Linked DNA regions of Homo sapiens: region 2 is linked to region 1. The links are chromatin contacts, found by Hi-C or POLR2A ChIA-PET in ENCODE. All regions are on one chromosome and are shown on one strand. Each heading gives the region's core, a stretch centred on a gene start or an enhancer-like site at or near the end of the contact. The rest is flanking DNA. Distances are from core to core; before and after follow the strand shown. Region 1 overlaps PPP1R12B (protein phosphatase 1 regulatory subunit 12B). Region 2 overlaps PPP1R12B (protein phosphatase 1 regulatory subunit 12B).

Region 1 (4,904 bases), core at 258-2,757:
TAGAGAGGTAGGCAGGAACCAAATCATGTAGATTTTTGTCTGTACTATGCTAAGAAATTTGAATTTCTAGTCTCAAAGCTATGGAATACAATTGAGGGATTTCCAGCAGGGGAATGACTTGATCAAATAAAACATATCATTTAAGCCTTTACAGAATTAAAGCCATTTAGTTTCTCTGGCTAGACAAGCATAAACTGAAAGAAAAAAAAATCAGATGTTTTGAAAACAGCTAAATTTTCCTTCTGAAAGAGCATGCTGGATGCTAATTCTACTCTTGAAGCTGCAGCTTTCTCTGTAATCAGCTCATTGTGGAAGCATTTTGACTCCTACTGGGAAACCTTGATAAAAGCCTGAAGCCTGTGTTCACAGGTCCAATTTCAAACAATTAGTGAGCATTGGGATAAATGGGGCTTTAAAACTGGCCACAGCAAGACCAAAGTAGTAGAAGGTTCTCTCTCAGAAATAATCTCCATTTGCAGTGTAATTAAAGCACTTCAGTTGGGGAGTGGGTTTTACCATTAAATTGCACAGCTGGCTCTCCTTTTCTGAGAATGTTTTATCTTAAGAGGGGATAAGTGGGTATGTGCATACCAATTGGCCAATGATCAGTCTCAGCTTTACACCCTTGTGCTAACAGTTCTTTACTCAGTTTAACTACAGATATGTTGCTAAATGAGCAAAGCTAGATATAAAAGAATACATTATGATGCCAAATAGTAATAAACATGGAAATGTTAATATTGGATTTTTGGGTGTATTATGGATACTTTTTATTTTTATTTTTTCTGTATTTTCCAAAGTTCCAGAATGATAAAGGATTACTGTTATTATGGGGCAGAGGGAGCAGGAGGGCATGAAGGAATATTAATTATAGGGACAACAGTCTTTCTTATAATGTAAGTCTGTGAAGAAGGCTGTGATCGTTGAAGAGTAAATATAATAGAGATTCAAGGTTTGCAGGATTCTAGATAATTTATGGTTTTGCATACACAGTACAGAACTTGTAAAACAGTTTATTCCTTTTTGAGAAGGGCATAATCTTGGATTTGTGAAGTTCCTTTTTTTCCCCCCTGAAAAGCTCAAGTGTGCTTGAATGTATTCTCTTTATAAGATGGAAAGGAATAGAACAATATGCTCCCTATTTTACAAATGGGAATGCTGAGGCCCTAAGAGCATAGAGTCATTTGCTTAATATGACACTCTGAGTCAGAGGCACAGTAGAGACCATCACCTAGGCCTTCTTTTCCTCCTCATTGAATTTACTGACCATTTCTTCTATTGAATTTAAGTATTATCCATTCAGAATAAAGGTTTTGACTCAGGGGCCAGTCCACAGCTCAGAATGCAACAGTCTCTATCTTTAGGGCTTTCTGATAACTGCCATTCAGTCTTTGGATTGCTTGTGAGAACTATAGAAACCAACAAGGTCATCTGATTATAAAGGGACTGATTTGACAGGACAGAAATGGCAAGTGGCAAGCTGTTGGCAGATAGCTCTGCAGAAATACCAGGGCCAGGCAGCAGCTGTCACAATAGGGTAGTGGTTGGGTTCATTTTCCAAAGCTCCAAGTTTTCCTTAGCAACAAAATGTAAACAATTCCCATTGCTAATATTAGAGTCTAATAGTGTCTGACTTTGATTCTTTTGTTTTTCCTTTAGCTTTTTCTCTCTCACCCAACCCTGAATTTTACCTCTTTTTTAATTGTGCTCTTTCTTTTCTTTGTAGAAATGGTTAAAAATAGTTTTTCTCCACAATAAGCTAAAATTGTCTTTCCCAAATAGCTCACATTACATATGACTCTGCTTTGCTTGGTCAAGATACAGTGAGTACTGGCTGAGTCATATATACCACACTTATGGACCTTCTTCAGTCCCTTGGGGTCTTTATAAGCTAGGTAGTTATACCTACTAATGTGAAGCTGTCAGCAGATTAATTTGGCATCATCTTTGGAATGTTCAAAATTTAAACCAAGAATTTAAACTCTGAGTTATGGTTTTTAAAAGTCATTTGATTTGTTCCCCTGTGTCCAAGCTAAAGACTGGCAGTTGTCAATTCAAAAAGGTACTCAAAGAGGTTCCACAAACGACTCCAATCTTTCTCCAGTTTTGTTCTAAAGTGATTAGTTATCTAAAAGTCTGCGGCCATGCTGCCATTACCAAGTTTTTTCTCTACTGATAGAAATAAGCTCTCTCTTCCTAAGTATGAATATTGAACAAGAAGAGAGTGAAACATATGTAGCAGTGGGTACATTTTCTACTATATTACAATTCTGGAGGTCTCTGGATTGCTTATAGAATTAGGATTATGCTGTGGGACTCTGAACAATTCTGGAATAGAAAGAAAAAAGGTGATTCTTTTAGTGCTTTGGCCCTAATCCTTAGGTAGCAAAATGACAAGAGGCTTCACCAGGCTGAATATGCCTTACAAACAAACTGCTTTCAGTGTCATATGGCACCTCTATGTAATTTTTTTTCAGAATATGTCTCTTTGAAATAATAGTGATGATATGTTGCTGCCTGAGAGATGAGGCTACCCCTAGATAACTGTGAATGGCTAGACTTAGTGGGAAATGCACAGGATTGATTTAAGAGTTCCAGTTCAAATGGGGCATGGTGGCTGACACCTGTAATCCCAGCTACTTGAGAGGCTGAGGCAGAAGGATCACTTGATGCCAGGAGCTCAAGACCAGCCTGGGCAATATAGTGAGATCCCCATCTCTTTAAAAAAAAAAAAAAAAGAATAGTCCAGTTCGGCCTTTTATATGTGTGATTTTGGTTAAATAAATCAAGTTCCGTTTCTGACTCTTTCCTCATATGTAAAAAAGGGATAATGCTTACCTTGTTTGCATGTATTTGAGGATTAGAAATAATTTACGAGTAACCTAGATTTTCCCAAATCTATCTCATGGAGCTATTGTGAGGATCAAATGAGACAGACTATGTGAAAGTGTTTTGCAAACTACAAAACAATTTAGAGATATATATGACAATTATTTATGTCATTACCAGTGAAATGCTTTTTTGACTTTCATTAAGATCCATTCCTAGCTTTTCCAGAGCTAATACATTTGGAAATAAGATCCACCCTAAAATGCTAAATATTAATACCATTTTAGATTTTAGGGATGTTTAATTTTTAAACCCTACATGCTATAGGGATTCCATATCTCAAGTTTAGGAGACTTAATTTTTAAATTTAAGCTCACTTGTCCTGCCTCTGATGTCCTTACCAATTATTTATAATGTTATACATTATTTTCTGCAGCCCTAAGGGAAAATCTCCATTGTGGTGACAAAGTAAGTGGCAGCCATACACAGGTACCTTCTTATGCCTTTTCTCCCCTCACCAAGCAGTGTCCAGGAATCTAAGCATTTGAACATTTATATGAGGCAAGAGCTAGTGAGCTGAATGTGATAATGGTAGCAGTTGACCCTTGCAGGAAAGTTTGAGCCTGGGCCTCCTATCCCAGTGATATTCTTTATGCTAAAAATATTAGTAATTCCCTCCCACAGATTCCTTTCCTGCCTAAGTGAGGTCAATTTCTGTTGTTTTGCAAACAAGTACACTCAATACTATGCAGTAGTGGATATTTTTGATACTAAGGTGAGCATGTTTTAAAATCGGTTATAGTGACGATTGCATAAATCTGAATATACTAAAAATCTTTAAATGGTACACCTAATGGGCATGTGAATTATGTCTCAATAAAGCTGTTTAAAAATAACATTAGTACTGTTAATCTCCACCAAACAGTTCTGGGAAGGGAGGCCTAGATGGTGTCTACTAAGAGTTAAAGCAATGAGATTTAGAGCCTTGAATAAAAGAGTCTATTTTCTTTTTTCCGTATTTCTGTTGCTAAACACGGCTGTTGCCAACACCATCTCACTTCATTTTCCAGAGATAAGGGCATTTGTCATGCGTTTCTCAGCCCACCACTTAACAGTTCAGGAGTGGAAGCTTAAAGTGTTTCCCCCTCCCCCTCAGGACACGTGCATTTAGAAGAAAGGACAAGAATCCATTTCCTTATGTAGCAGAACCTCTGATAGTTCTATCCCAGTTCCCAGCCACTTCAGAGTGAAGACAGTCACCCAACACCTGCTACTAAAAGCCCTTATCAGCCATGTTTTTGCGGTTAATCTCCTTCTGATAAAGTGGTTCATTTTTCAGAGCTGTGAATATTGGTGACATGTAGGAGGGACCAAAATTTTCAGCCCTCATTCAACCCTCCCTTGTTTTTTATCAGTTGATTTTCCCATGTTAGAAAAGGACAGTTGCTGGTACAATCTCATAAAATGGGCTCCAGTGTTTAGAGAAGGACAGTCAGAGGAGTGGCCACCTGTTTGTTGAAAATTGGGCTTCTGGGAAAGTTGCTGCACAAGTGTGTGGCAAGGTGTGTCTGAGATAGCTTGACCTGCTTTCACCTGGAATGATTTGATCTGGCAATAGAGTTCCTTGCCATTCCTGGTTTTATGGAAATCAGAGGCACAGGAAGTTGATCTGGGTGTTCTGGGGAATTGAGACAAGCCTCTGCCATAGTTTGTTAGTACTCTGTGTTTGGATGCTAACTCCAGTGTGCTGAGTTGAGACATCAGCAAGTGCTGGGCCTGGAATGTCAGAAGCAGCAGGTAAAATTTCTTTGTTTGATAGCTTTAATGTCCTAGATGCATGTTTCTTTGGGAAACTGGCTTGGTTGCATACTTTGATTTGGTGGTATGGTTGGGGAAGTGGGAGAAGGCAAGTGGTAAGAATAAGATATAACCAGTTTGGAACTTCTCTAGTGTTTCTTCACATTACTAATGAATTTAAACATGTGCACTGACTTATAAACATCAGACCCAAAAGATTAGGGTAGCAGAGGACAATTAAGAGTTTCAAGAAGTAGAAACATGCTTCTCTTTTAAAG
Region 2 (5,442 bases), core at 404-2,903, 46 kb after region 1:
AGTCCAGGGATGTCATAAGACTCTTCTTACTACATCAGAGGGATTCTATTAATTACCATGTCTGCAAATGATCTGTTAACTTACCTCTTGGTCTCCTTTGCCAAATTTTCTTCAGCTCTATTACATCTTTGAATAAATGTCACTTCAATTTCAGTTAAGAAGACTCTTGAGGCCGGCCGTAGTGGCTCACGCGTGTAATCCCAGCACTTTAGGAGGCCGAGGCAGATGGACCACTTGAGGTCAGGAGTTCGAGACCAGCCTGGTCAACAGTGAAACCCCATCTCTACTAAAAATACAAAAATTAGCTGGGTGTGATGACGCCCACCTGTAATCCCAGCTACTCGGGAGGCTGAGGCATGAGAATCGCTTGAACCCGGGAGGCGGAGGTGGCAGTGAGCCAAGATCGCACCACTGCACATCAGTCTGGGCAACAGAGCGAGACCCTGTCCCCCCCAAAAAAAGAAGACTCTTGGAAAAACTTTTATTAGAAATAAAACAACACCTAAAAGTTGTTACTGTATATTAAAATTTGATTTCTCTGGGGTGGCTAGAATGACAGTTACAGACTAAATTTAAAGCTAAAAAATACTTTAAAGGTCACCTAGTTAACACTGTCATTTTAAAGTTAACAGCTGAGGCCCAGGAGATTAAGTACCTTGCTAGTGTCACATAGTTGTAGTCCTAGTGCACAGCTGTTGCACTACCTTCCAAATTTGTATCTTTATATCTGTTATATCTCTTATATCATATTACATACTGTTATGACAAATAATATAGCATAATAGTTAAGAGGACACACCCAGGAGCTAGACTCCCTGCATTTAACCCCAGCTTAACCATTTAACTACTTTGGATAGGTTATTTAACCTTTGTATGCCTCAGTTTCCTCATCTGTAAAGTAGGGATAATAATAGTCTACCTCTTAGAGTTGTGAAATGAAAATGAGCTAATACATTTAAATAGAGATGATTACAATCCATTTAAATTATTTTCCAAATCTACAAGTTCCTACATCTGGATGAGAGTAAGGCTTTCGGAATACTTTTATTGGCCTTAGGATCACATGATTTTGAAGTTATTAATTTATCCTTAAAGAATGGATTATTTGGAGAGTCACAGAAGTAGCCCCAAATCTTCTATAACTCCAACATGTGTTCTGACACATAACTGAAGAATTTTGAGGAATAAGGTTTAAAGGAGATTGCTGAAGTAGGGGGAAAGAAATGAGTAGAAAGGAAAGGAACAAGAACTAAATGTTTCAAATTGTGTTTGGAACCTGTTAAGCATCTGATCAAGTCAAGTCCCTGCAGCTTCTCTGTCAAGCAAGCAGGCTTTCATTTTTATGCCTAAATAACCCATCCCATTTATGCTTCTTTGCCAGTGCTTCCAACAGTCCTAGTTTCAGAGATCTTTACTATTTTTTCCCACCTTCTTCCTTTGAGTAAATAGCAGCCCTTTTTCTCCAATTTTTCACAGCGTTGCTTCTGGCTATTTGCTGGATCCTTTCTCTCGAGCAGAATTTTTTAATCTTGTGAAACCACTTTATCTGCTGGAGGGTATCCAGCAACTTTCTGTCCACTCTCCACCACCAGTCAGTATTTTTGCCATTCTCCTTTTAGGTAAAATCCTAAGTCTGTTTTGTTTTCCTCTCTCTCTGGGGCTCGATTGCCTAATATGGTAAGGTATTTCCCAGACAAGATTGCGCTGTGGAGTTAGAACAACAGTTTGTCTAAGTTTAAAGACATGGTAGGTGAGCTATCTAATAGTTATTTATGTAGTAAAGTAATATTTTTTTTTGCAGTATATTACATAACAACCAAAATCTATTTTTTAAGCAAGCCTCTGTTGCTTTTAACAGACTTAAAGAGATAATAAAATATAGATTTTTCTCCTCTTAACCTGTTTAGGCAGATTTTTTTTTTTAAAAGGGAAAGATAGCTCGTCCCCAGAATGAAAGGGTTTTGAAAAGTCTGAGAAATTTGATAACATGATAATGTTCATAAGGATATAAAAGTAAGGGTAAACTTGATAAGCAATGGCTGTTATAAACAGTCCTGTGGTAGCCAGCCTCTGGGAATTGGCAGGCATTCCACGTGTAGAAAAGCAAGCTGTCCTGGATTTCTGCAATTGATGACGATGCGCAGTCCCAGGGAAAAAGATAGAGACTGAGAAATGGCAGCCAACCAACTCTGTATGTGGGAAGCTGCCTGTTATCCAGCATGCACTGAGGAATCTTCTCTAGTGGTTGACTCCACATTGGCCTCGAAGGATCTTTCCTCTCACTGTACATTTGCTCTTGCTTTGCAACTATAGTTTCTTAAAATACTGCAGATGCTGTGATTTTCTATATATGGGTTGTGTCTTGCTGTAGCCCAAGCTGTATAAACCATCTTAAGAACAAAGTTTCTTTTGGCATCTTCCTTTTATGGACTCTATTAATTTTAGGTCGTGCTGTTGCCCAGGAAATCTCAGTAATCAAAGCTCACATGTATTCCTTTGAGACCCTGTAATTTTTGGACCTAGTGTCCCATTACATCAGTGAATTCTGCTTTAATCATAAATCTTTTTTAAGATAGAATAAATTGATCTTTGAGGTATCTGTTTGGACTTCTCTCATGCATCTCATCCAAAGATGTGAAAGGTTTATCCAGCTACTAAGGATAGTATAGTTAACTTCTTGACCTTTTCTTTTTTTGATTTCTTCTTCTGCCTCCAATTGCTTTCAAGATATTAGTTTGTGTTAGTGACTTGTGACCTTATGTCTTTTTATTATAGGAACAGAGATGAGCTTAAAACTCTGCTGGAGCTTTTTAAAAAAAATGTTTATAAAAGATAGTAAATTTCATTAAAGAAAATTCATGAAGTATAGAAAAATATAAAGTGGTAGCTCTCAAAAGCAGCAGGAGAATTGCTAAAGGAGTTTGTAAAAATTCATAGGGCTACTTTCAGGGAATACAGCGATGGGGGATGTTCTGCATGCATTAAGTGGAAAGGGTGAGAGATGCTAGATATCCTAAAATGCCCCATATCAAACAAGTATCCTGAAGCTTGCTTGACTTTTGACTGTCTCCCTTGACAGTCATAGATGAAAACCTATCAGTTATCTGAGTCTAAAACCAAACTTGATTTTATGTTTAAGCTCATTTTTGAGGGGCAGTGGGGAGGAAGACAGTTCTAAAAATTCAACCACCATGTAAATGAGGAGAAACTGCTCTTAGTTTTATTTATCCCTGACAGCAATGCCACTTACATAATGCGTACATCATGCTACACGTTCTGTAGATCTGCATTTAACCTCTGCCTTCATGGTAACTATATGATGCATCCAAATCTCTGACTGCTTCTTTATGCCTTCTACTTTACTGGCCCAAGCATTAACACATTAAAATACATATTTTATTATAAAGTGCTTTGCTCTTTATTTCTTCTTCATATTCTGTTATTTTTAAAATGATTTTAGTTTTATATCAGTGATTTTTATTTCAGGATAGTAAGGGGGTGTTAAAAATATTTGTTATGAAAAGGGATTGTTTCAGCTATGAAAGCTAAGAAAAAATTGTCCATAACCATCCATAACTATACTTTTCAGAAGAAATTATTAACATTCTAGTGAATTTCCTGCTGGTATTTTTCCAAAGTTTTTCTTTTTAAAAAACGTATTCAAAACCAACTAATGACATTCTTTAGAAAAGGATCATTGTCAACTTGAGCATTCCTGGGACACCATCATTACTATGATGACAATTTTATAAGGTTGTCTTCAAAGCACTTGGGTTCAACTCTTTTATCAAAGTAGTCCTATGATGGCGTTGATCATAGACAGCCCCAGGAATAATTGTTTCTCTTTCAGTTGGAGTCTAAGAGTTACCTCGGTTACAGAAGTATTCATTTCTCCTGTTGATAGCATGGCTGGAGAGCCTTAACCATGGCTTAGGCTTAGCTAATGTTAGAGTTCTAGCCCCATGATTGAGGTAGAAAGCTTGATGTGGGATTTGAAGTCCTTTTTCAGCAAATGGAATGTTTATAGATTTGCCCCAGCAGGAATGTTGAGCTTAAGGCACTAACAGACGTTACCTTTAGAAGTGTTATTTTGGTAGAATCTCAAAGGTAGGATAGTAGGACTACCTATCCCAAGCTGTAAAGCTTCCTGTATAAAGCTTGTAAAAATGTAAAGATGAATGGCCACCACCTCCCAATTTTAACTTTTCTCCATACTGTCTCAGTCTTCAGTAAAGCAAGTTCAAGGATCAGATAGCAGCCATTTAGTGACATGAATCTCTTCGTAGAGAAACCATAGTTTTGTAACCTAGTATGATCCTTTAAGGTACATAAATGTTCACACAGATGTGCCTTCATAGAATATGTACTTTTAAGAAACTCTTAACTTTTTTATAGTTTAAATTTTTAAAAATGTTTTATTACAACCTGAACTCTTACACCTTAAACTATGTCAGTATTATTGGCTACCAAGAGGAAAGCAGGGAAGTTTTAAAAATCCATTGGCAAATTAATACCTAGCATAATACATAATACAAGTACTTATTATGGTCTTGGAGCTTATAGCTCTTGTTATGTTTCTGAAAAATTTTTTCAGGAAACAGAAGCATTTTAAAGGCAAACAACATGTTTGAGTATTATGTCACCAAATAAAACATTGTATACTTTAAGATGGCATTTTAGGAGTTGGAGGACTTTCAAAAGTGATATGCCAAATGGGCGAAACATGGGGCTGTTTATGGTGACTGAATGCTGTATTTCTCATTTCTCGAAATGTCTGGTATAGCTACTACTTGCTGGCTGTTGTGAAGAGTCAACACTCTGCCTTTCTGAGGCTGATAGGGAAAGCAGATGTTTATACCTATTCTCCGGCAGAACATGTTGGTGGTGGGACAGTGGTAGCAGCCTCACTTCATCTTTGGCACGTGATGCTCTAGGTCCGCAAACTTTTTATGAAAAGGGCCTGATAGTAAATATTTTCCACTTTACTGGCCACGTAATCTGTTGCAATGACTGAACTCCACTGTTGTAATGGGAAAGCAGCCACAGACAATATGTAACTAAATGGGAGTGACTATGTTCCAATAAAACTTTATTTACAAAAGCAGGCCGGTGGACTGGATTTGGCCTGCAGGCCACGCTGCAGTTTGCTGGCCTCTGCTCTAGGTTACTGATAGAAAAAGTATTTGCTAATGTCAACATAACTCCAAATGTCAATTTTCTCTCATCCAAGCACTTCTCTGATAACTCAGCATTGTGCCAATTCCCGATTCTTTGTTATCAGCAACAGTTTGTTGGGGAACATCATGTGTTTAGAGGGATAAATGTTGTTTGGGGCAGCATTAATGAGTTTTGGTCATGCAGCAGGAAGCAAGCTGTAAAACTTCCTGAATGAGAAAGTGAAGGAGAGAGGGGGAGTTGCTTCCATGTCATTTTAAATATAGT

Evidence for each region. A loop is a pair of places that touch in the nucleus more often than their neighbours do. ChIA-PET counts read pairs that join two places held with the same protein, here RNA polymerase II (POLR2A). Pooled maps may share reads with other maps.
Region 2: a pooled map shows a loop between it and region 1 (2.8-fold over the local background). The contact joins two enhancer-like sites. A Hi-C loop is called at or near these places in 3 of 168 maps with a recorded cell type or tissue (Calu3, MCF 10A and PC-3), 3 of 37 single-sample maps with no recorded cell type and 9 of 50 pooled maps. POLR2A ChIA-PET finds 5 or more read pairs at or near these places in 1 of 52 experiments (BJ).

What each region holds. Positions count from the first base shown.
Region 1 is chr1:202,458,472-202,463,375 of GRCh38, forward strand. The region is part of intron 13 of PPP1R12B (protein phosphatase 1 regulatory subunit 12B); the gene reads left to right. Among named protein-coding and RNA genes, the nearest start is that of PPP1R12B, 110 kb to the left of the region's middle. RefSeq lists a silencer at 1,370-1,664. Within about 2 kb of position 1,508, at least 4 of the 41 ENCODE cell types and tissues checked have a DNase peak (open chromatin) inside an H3K27ac peak, as active enhancers do.
Region 2 is chr1:202,503,943-202,509,384 of GRCh38, forward strand. All of the region lies in intron 18 of PPP1R12B (protein phosphatase 1 regulatory subunit 12B), which reads left to right. Among named protein-coding and RNA genes, the nearest start is that of PPP1R12B, 160 kb to the left of the region's middle. RefSeq lists an enhancer at 5,019-5,313. Within about 2 kb of position 1,654, at least 19 of the 41 ENCODE cell types and tissues checked have a DNase peak (open chromatin) inside an H3K27ac peak, as active enhancers do.